Regions from separate parts of the Mus musculus genome. Here region 1 is linked to region 2. A link is a loop called in an ENCODE intact Hi-C map of the cell type or tissue named here. Cell type or tissue: heart. All regions are shown on one strand. Links, peaks and the distances in the headings refer to the core of each region. The heading gives the core; the rest is flanking DNA. Region 1 overlaps Trpm7 (transient receptor potential cation channel, subfamily M, member 7). Region 2 has its middle 12 kb from the start of Ap4e1.

What was found. A loop is a pair of places that touch in the nucleus more often than their neighbours do. Peaks named below come from ENCODE experiments on the same cell type or tissue, not always from the same donor. Only the 100,000 strongest peaks of a DNase experiment are listed, where the experiment ranks them.
Region 1: a loop joins it to region 2, with 4 times the contacts of the local background. A loop is called at or near these places in 10 of 42 quality-filtered maps.

Annotation. Positions count from the first base shown.
Region 1 is chr2:126,793,600-126,797,997 of GRCm38, reverse strand. It overlaps Trpm7 (transient receptor potential cation channel, subfamily M, member 7), which reads left to right. Exons shown (of 39, transcript NM_021450.2): 34 at 53-336; 35 at 449-531; 36 at 682-887; 37 at 2,504-2,555; 38 at 2,660-2,766. Among named protein-coding and RNA genes, the nearest start is that of Usp50, 12 kb to the right of the region's middle. In heart, for the core only: a CTCF peak has its summit at 2,116; no DNase peak of the experiment used is centred there.
Region 2 is chr2:126,994,640-126,999,037 of GRCm38, reverse strand. No RefSeq gene overlaps it. Among named protein-coding and RNA genes, the nearest start is that of Ap4e1, 12 kb to the left of the region's middle. In heart, for the core only: a CTCF peak has its summit at 2,044; no DNase peak of the experiment used is centred there; H3K27ac peaks cover 371 bases.

The sequences.
Region 1 (4,398 bases), core at 298-4,297, 200 kb after region 2:
GTCATTTTTTTAAAGTTATGATTTGATCTTAAACTGTTCATTTGTGTTACAGGCGAGCCTGTCACAGTGTACCGTCTGGAGGAGAGTTCTCCCAGTATACTGAATAACAGCATGTCTTCATGGTCTCAGCTAGGCCTCTGTGCCAAAATTGAGTTTTTAAGTAAAGAGGAAATGGGAGGTGGTTTACGAAGAGCAGTCAAAGTGCTGTGTACCTGGTCAGAGCACGATATCCTGAAGTCAGGGCATCTCTATATCATTAAGTCATTTCTTCCTGAGGTGATAAACACATGGTCAAGCATTTATAAAGAAGATACGGTTCTACATCTCTGTCTCAGAGTAAGTGTCAGTGAACTTGACTGTAAGCTGTGATCTGAGTTTCCTATTTTAACTTTGGAAGTGTGAATAAATGAAATCTTACATATTGATAAGGCCCTTCCCTTTTCTATAGGAAATACAACAACAGAGAGCAGCACAAAAGCTCACATTTGCCTTTAATCAGATGAAACCCAAATCCATACCATATTCTCCAAGGTAAATGTTTGCCTTTGGTGGGGACTTCGTATTACTTAGATGGCAGTCTTTATTGGCACTCATTGTTGCTGGTGTGTATTTGCTATGCATTGCTACTTATCAATTAGAATCTCACTTACAATCCCCGGTGATATCTGACTTTTTTGTAAGGTTCCTTGAAGTTTTCCTGTTGTACTGCCATTCAGCAGGGCAGTGGTTTGCTGTAGAAGAGTGCATGACTGGTGAATTTAGAAAATACAACAACAATAATGGTGATGAAATCATTCCTACAAATACTCTAGAAGAGATCATGCTAGCCTTTAGCCACTGGACCTATGAATATACCAGAGGGGAGTTACTGGTACTTGACTTACAAGGTAAATCTAATACTAATTGAATTACTGAAGTGAAGTTCTCACCTATTCACATATTACACATGATATACAGATATCTGCTAGTTTAAAATCTTAGGCTGGTAGACAGTGTAAAATGAGTCATTTACAGTCATTGAGTATAGTCATTGGGGTTTTGAATAATGAGATTGGTTGTCTTAACTTTTATTGAGGTATAGTTTTACTATGCATCCCAAACTGGCCTGGTACTTGTAACTTTCCTGCCCGAGTCTCCCAAGTGCTGTGACTGAAGGGATGTGCCACCACACCTAGCCTAACTAATTTTTTTCCTTTTTTTTTTTCCGACACAGGGCTTCTCTGTGTAGCCCTGGCTGTCCTGGAACTCACTTTGTAGACCTCGAACTCAGAAATCTGCCTGCTTCTGCCTCCCAAGTGCTGGGATTAAAGGTGTTTGTCACCACTGGCTGGCTAGCCTAGCTATCTTAATAGTTAGGGTGATACATATTCATATGAAATCTACTACAATACTCTTAGTTGTCTAACTCTTAGTATTTCCTAGGTATAAAAATCATTTTTTTACCAAAGCAGTAATGAATGTCTTTGTTTTTTGTTTTATGTTATCTTTCACTAAACTATCCAAAAATAAATTAGTAGCTTATAACAACTGCTTAACTCATGGCTTCCAGAAACTCGGGGATGTCAGAAGAGGGCAGCAGATCCCCTGGAACTGCAGTTCTTAGACTGTCCCCTGGAGTTCCAGGCAGTTGTGAGCCTCTGTGTGGGTGCTGGGAAAAGCAGTAAGTGCTCTTACACTCTGAGCCATTTCTTCTGCCCCATACATCCAGAACTTAGATAGACTAGATATCTCATCACTATTGTCCTTTCTGAGAGCTTGAATTGCTGAAGACATTGGATAGTTTATTTGGAATTAAATATCTTAGATCTTGGTTCACTACTATCTTCGTAACTAAAATGGGGTTTCCTATAGTAGGATGATTTTAGGTAGTTGGACTTAGATGGCAGCTGCTTTTTCCAAGAGAGAAAGCTCAGACTCTTTCCCCACCCTGGTTCTTTGGGTTTTGAGACAGACTCACAGTGTATCCTTGTAGCCTTGTAGCCTTGTAGCCTTGTAGCCTTGGCTGACCTGGAACTGGCTACTTAAACCAGGCAAACTCAAACTCACACATCCTCCTTCCTCTCCTTCAGGAGTGCTGGGATTAATGGTGTGAGCCACCCCACCTAGTGGTAGAAAGCCAGAACAAGGGCTTGTTCCAGATTCTTTCCACCTATTCTCCCCTCACCTGTGATTTTCACACCTTAGGCAGGCACTGTACGACTACTAACTACCCTGCTGTTTACATCGCCCTCTATATCACTAAGTCTGAGGTATTGGATAAATTTGTAGCATGGAGGTACGTGCTACATTGGTAGACCTTCACTCCAGTTTTAATTTTGCTTCTGTGGCCAGAGCTGTTGCTGCTCTCATTTCTGTCAGTGGGCTCCTAAATTGGCTTGAGAGATAAGTGAGATTTATTAACATTGTGATTAAGAATTATGCTATAAAATATCTCCACACTTTTATTATGTGAACATAAACCTTTATATCATGTTATTTGTCTTTTTTATGTATGCATTTAAAGGAGTGGGAGAAAACTTGACTGACCCATCTGTAATAAAAGCTGAAGAAAAAAGGTAATGAGATTTAACTGTTTTGTTGTGGCATAATTTGCTGTTTTCAACTCCACATTTCCACTTCTTTAAACTTAAACTCCCTTCTTTACTCACCAATTCTGCAGATCCTGTGACATGGTTTTTGGCCCTGCCAATCTAGGAGAAGATGCAATAAAAAACTTCAGAGCCAAACATCACTGTAATTCTTGCTGTCGAAAGCTTAAACTTCCAGGTAAAAATTTTCACTCCTTATCTGCTATGTGATCCAAGCTAGCTTTGAATTCAAGATTTGGCTACCCTAGTCTCTGGGTTACTGGAATTATATACATTTGCTGTCATGCTGAGCTTATAGGATTTTAATCCATATGCTGTATATGGTGCTTACTATAAAAAGGCCAAAGGTACAAAGATTTGGGTAATGGCCTGGAATTCCTGTTGTGGTGGCTCCTTCATAAGTACACGTGAGCTCTTCTTCCATTACTCCAGGTCCAGAGGGTTTGGCTCCTTTTTCTGGTCTGTGAGGGCACTAGACACACATATGATATGCATACATAAATACAAGTAAAACACTTGCACACACCTAGAAAAGTAAACACAGCTTAGAGGGAGAAAATTATTTTAATTTTGCTTAAAAATAAAAAATTTTAAAATGTCAGTTTAAATATTTTTTAAAGCCATTAACTGTACTTTTACACTTTGATTAAATTGAGAATTTTTTTTCTCTTTGTTTCTTTAAAATGTTCATTTTGGTGGGCATAGTTATACATGCCTCTAATTCCAGCATTCAGGAAACAGAGTCTTGTGTATCTCTGAATTTTAAGGCCAGCCTGGACTACATAGGCAATTCTAGGTTAGCCAAGGCTAAATAAACTTTCTTTCTCAAAATGGGGTTGAGGGTGTATTAATTCTTTGGGAGTTCCACACACTGGCTTAATCGTATTCACTGCCTGCCATACCTCCTGTTTACCTGTGTGTCTTCCTTTTTTTCTTAAACCCATCAAGTCCATTTGTGCTACCCATATATTCCTGGGTGTGTTCAACTTACCAGGAATTACTTGGTTGGGGAGTTAGGGGGTGGGGTCTTGCTTTGTGTATCAGGCTGGCTCTGAATTTCTAGATCCGCCTGCCTCAGCCTGGCCACACCTGACATTTTATGTGGGTTCTGAGAATAAAACTCTAGTCCTTATGCTTGTGTGACAAGTATTTTACTGACTGAGCCATCTATACTGAGCTATCTATAGGGACATTTTTAAAGAATACTGACTTTCCTCTCCCAGGTAGTTCCTTGACTATGGTTAGAACTTACCTGTCACCTCTCCATTTTGACATTTGGTCTACATGGGGCTTGTGCTGTTAGAATCACTGTGAGTGCTTATATATGCAGCTGCTCTCCTGTGTCTGGAAGACATCGCTCCCTTGTGTTTATATACTTCTTGTGGCTCTTAGTCTTTTCTATCACTCCTTCCCCAGTGTGTTTTCTGTTCTCTTCATGTTTAGTTTGGTTTTGTTGTTGTTGTTGTTGTTGTTTTTGTTTGTTTGGTTTTTTGTTTGTTTGTTTGTTTTGTTTTTTTTTTTTTGTCTGTGTGTGTATTCAAGATACTCCTGTCAGGTGTTTTAACTGTTAAAGATAATTCACACTTTGTAGATTGCCTCTTCACTCAAATGATAGTGGTTTTTGCGTACAGAAACATTTTAGTTTCATGAGGTCTGTTTATTAATTTTTGGTCTTAAATGTCTACAAGGCTAGGATCCTGTTGGGAAAGTCCTTTCGTGTACCAGTGAATTGAAGTCTATTCCCAACTGTATCTATCTGAGTCAGCACATCAGATCTTATGTTGAGTTCCTTGATACAGTCATGGTTGAG
Region 2 (4,398 bases), core at 273-4,272:
GTGAGGTGGCTCAGTGGGTAAGAGCACCCGACTGCTCTTCCAAAGGTCCGGAGTTCAAATCCCAGCAACCACATGGTGGCTCACAACCATCCGTAACGAGATCTGACGCCCTCTTCTGGTGTGTCTGAAGACAGCTACAGTGTACTTACATATAATAAATAAATAAATCTAAAAAAAAAAAAAATAAATGCTCACTAAAGTCTGATTCAGCTTTCTGAAGGCATGTTATGTGAGTGAGCAAACACATTTATTTATTTAAATGGAGTTACTGTACCCGAGGTGATGATGCTCCCCGCAAAAGGCTCAGTACCAGGTATGGGAAACTCCCCTTGATTTACTGTCAGAAGAATACAAGAATTCCAACAACACGCCCACCAACCTCCCACAAAAACCAAAAACCAATATGGATCATTGCCACTGCCCTCGGTTGACTTCCAGAACTTGAAGGCAAGACCTTATTGCTGAAGACACCACACACTTCAGACACAGACTTGGAGAAATTGAACTGGAACTGAGATGGGCGCCTCCTGCAGAGGACTAGCTCCGACACATGCAGGTGCTAAACAAGCTGCCCAGTGAGAGGAGCAATCTATAGGCCTATCCAGCTGTGAAACCCAAGGACCATAGGCATAACAAAGCAAGATAGCTCGCATGGTCAATAGTCGCTTTTATCTTGTAACCATGGCTGTCTAATTGGATTGTTCCAGGACATCCAGGGTTTCTCAATGGGCAGAAATCCACTTTTGGTACTGTAATCCTAGCCAACTGGTTACCCGTGGCCAGAGAGCTCATAGACCCGAGTGGAGACCCTAATCCTGCCTTTTTCCTAAACCGATGTAATTTCTAACTTTATCCTAAACTCTTCCTTGAACCTTGAAGATAAGAGTTGCTCTCACACCCCATCAAAGAAGCTTTCTTATGTAACAGATGGAGACTATTACAGAGACCCACCCTGGTCAAAACGCAGAGATTACAGATCTGTGGGGTGTCCAACCCCAACTGACACGTATTCAAAACAAGCCCTACGCCCAAGGCTCAAGGAAAATCATAGAAGGGGCAGAAAGACTATAAGACTCATGGTCCAGGACACTTGTTACTAGATAGTATCCCCTAAGCATGACAGGGCAAATGCACCCACTAATGATTGTGTGAAGACTGGCTAAAGACAACATCAGCTGACATGCCAATGTGGACACAGGATGTTCCATATGGACCCACGCCTAGAAGAGCTACAATGACCAATAGTTGCTGAAAGAGAGAATGACTTTCCTCCAGGAGAGCCAGCCCTGCATAGGATGTGCAATCCCAAGTGGTCAACTCGAGATAATTGTACATATAAGCAATGCTGAATGCCCTCAGAGGATGCATACACATATGTATTTATATATGTATATGTAAAAATAATAAAGACAAGGCCATGCATTGGGAGGGATAGACACTGGAGCAGTTTGACGGATGAGGAAAGGCAAGGAGTGGATAGAGACTCAATGCTCATGTGCAAAGCTCTCAAAAAGTTATAAAAGGAATTTAAAATAATGAAGAAAAAAGAGGTGTCTCTGTTGGAGGCTATGTACAAGAAGAAGGTATTCCAAATCTAGCTTTTGAGGTAGTATCAATGACCCACAAGAATACAGTGTTACAAAGCCTGTTGTTAAGTTGATCTTAAGATACTCTCTCAGGGAAGAGGGACACAAGAAGACAATGTTATAAAGTGGCCTTTGGTAGGAGGAGTGCTTAGGAGACAGGCTTACAGATGGCAGTATTAAGGTAGTCTCTGATGCCGGGCGTGTTGGCGCACACCTTTAATCCCAGCACTCGGGAGGCAGAGGCAGGCGGATTTCTGAGTTTGAGGCCAGCATGGTCTACAAAGTGAGTTCCAGGACAGCCAGGTCTATACAGAGAAACCCTGTCTCGAAAAACAAAACAACAAACAAACAAACAAGGTGGTCTCTGTTGTGGTGAATAATGCCAACCTAACTCCTTTCATTGCAGATCCAACAAGCTTCCTCAATAGCTGGAGGGTAGCTGCAGTTCTCTCTGCTGTCACTAGATGACCGTCTATACTCAGAGGAGAAAGAAAAGAAAGCCAACTGGATCCCAAGGCCAGGATCATTCCAAAGAGGAAGTAAACCAAAATAGACCGTTTGTAAGTGCGGTACTCAATAATAAACAGTAGGAAGGCCTTGTTTTTCTACAGAATATGTGGGGCTTGCCTTCAAAGACTCTGTCTCTGGATAAGTTAATGACTATTATCTTCTATCCTCTATTTTGTGGCTTCTTTCTTTTTTATTTTGGCGTTTGTTGTTAGTTCCTGTTTTGTTTGAATCAGACTCTCACTGGCTTTCCTAGAACTCACAGTGTAGACCAGGCTGGCCTCAAATCCATGGCTTTATCCTCCTGCCTCTACCTCCTCTTAGGTGCTAGGACTAGATTTCAGGCACCCCAATCCTGGCTATGATTTGTTGATCCTATTCTCTCCTATTGCCTTCTCTCTCTCAGACTAAAATTCACAGGAGAAGCACAAAGCAATTTTTTGATAAGTCAATACTTGAAATACCTTTCTCCAGATAGAATTTCTTTAAAAAATTTTTTTACTTATTATTATAAATAAGTACACTGTTGCTGTCTTCAGACACACTAGAAGAGGGTGTCAAATCTCATTACGGGTAGTTGTGAGCCACCATGTGATTGCTGGAATTTGAACTCAGGACCTTCAGAAGAGCAGTCAGTGCTCTTGCCCAGTGAGCCATCCACTAGCCCCAGATAGAGTTTCTTATGCTCTCACGCATACTTCCGTAACATTTGGAAATACCTAGATTAGATCAGATCAAGATCCACACAGCTACAAATCCTCTTGGTAACTTATGCTGACTCTCTAGTATTGGTACATTGGTAGTATGTGTGTCTGTGGAAATTTCTTGTAAGAGTGTATTAGATTTTTTTTTTTTTTTTTTTTTTGGTTTTTCGAGACAGGGTTTCTCTTTATATCTCTGGCTGTCCTGGAGCTCACTTTGTAGACCAGGCTGGCCTCGAACTCAGAAATCCGTCTGCCTCTGCCTCCCGAGTGCTGGGATTAAAGGCGTGTGCCACCATGCCTGGCTGTATTAGAATTTTTAAATGACCTTTAAAACATTACTGATGAAACGCAGCTACCTTAGTATAACCCCCACTCTGCATCTTCCCTTCCTTTGCCTGTCCATGAGTTTTGGTAAAGTCTCCTTAGGTCTATTTCCAAATCTGTAATGTTACTGGTCTATTACACAGAGATTACTCACTTCGTATGGAAATTGAGAGCTGCAGAAAGAATAGCTTGTGAGGAATTATCAAAGTTTGGAACTGACTTCCAGTGGGAAGTGCATGAGCATACCTTTTTTTTTTTTTTTTTTTTTTTGCCTTTTATCTGTGTATATGTCTGCCATGCTCACATGTGCTCTATCGTGAGAGAATCCAGACATTGCATCTTTTCCTCTTTGGATTTTGTCTTTATACGACAGTTGCTTTATACGACACCTGACTGGCCCAGCAGCTTCCAAGGATTCTCTGGTCTCTGCTTCCCATCTCCTCATAAGAGTGCTGGGATTTCAGACACGCGCTACCATCATGTCTGGCTCACATGGGCATTGGGGATTGAAATCTGGTCCTCACACTTGGGTGATGGGCACTTTACCCACTGAGGCATTTTTCTAGTCCTACACGATTTATTACACTCGCCAGGGTTTACTTACAAGTTTTGTTGCTACTGTTAGGACTCTTCACACATTAGTAACAAGTAATGAGAGAAAGAATTTTTATATTGACCCAGAAATTCTGGAAGCTATCTAGGCAGAAATCAATGTGGGCTCTTGAAAGCAGCTGGAGTGGCAAAAAAAAAAAAAAAAAAAAAAAAAATCAGCCAGTGTGATGTGGCTTTTCAATTACCTTAGCTATAAAGTGTGGCTATTAACTGAATAGTTAATTGGCTCCACCCGAAATGGAACCATAAAAGCATTTGGTCCCACAGGCTAAAGAACATGTTGTACCTGTTGAAAACTGTTAAAAGGCACCTTTAAAAGTCTGGCCATAACTGAGCAATGACTAAATGTAACCTTATTAGGCCAGACATTTTAGATGGTAGCAATGGTGACTACCTACACAGAACTGTGCCCAGACAGCCAAGTCTAAATCCTACCTCTGCCATTTACAGTCTGTACAACTCTAATTACATATTTTACATTCACGAGCCTTTCTATCTCCATCTCTATAATGAGCTCAACAGTAACTATCCTTCTGACCTGTAGGATCTGAATAATTAAGTTAGATCACACACAGAAAAGAACTTTGAAGACGCGACACAACACAAATATTAGTTACAGCGCCTAAGCCAGGCAGTCATATTTTACAGCTGGTGAAGCTGACTGA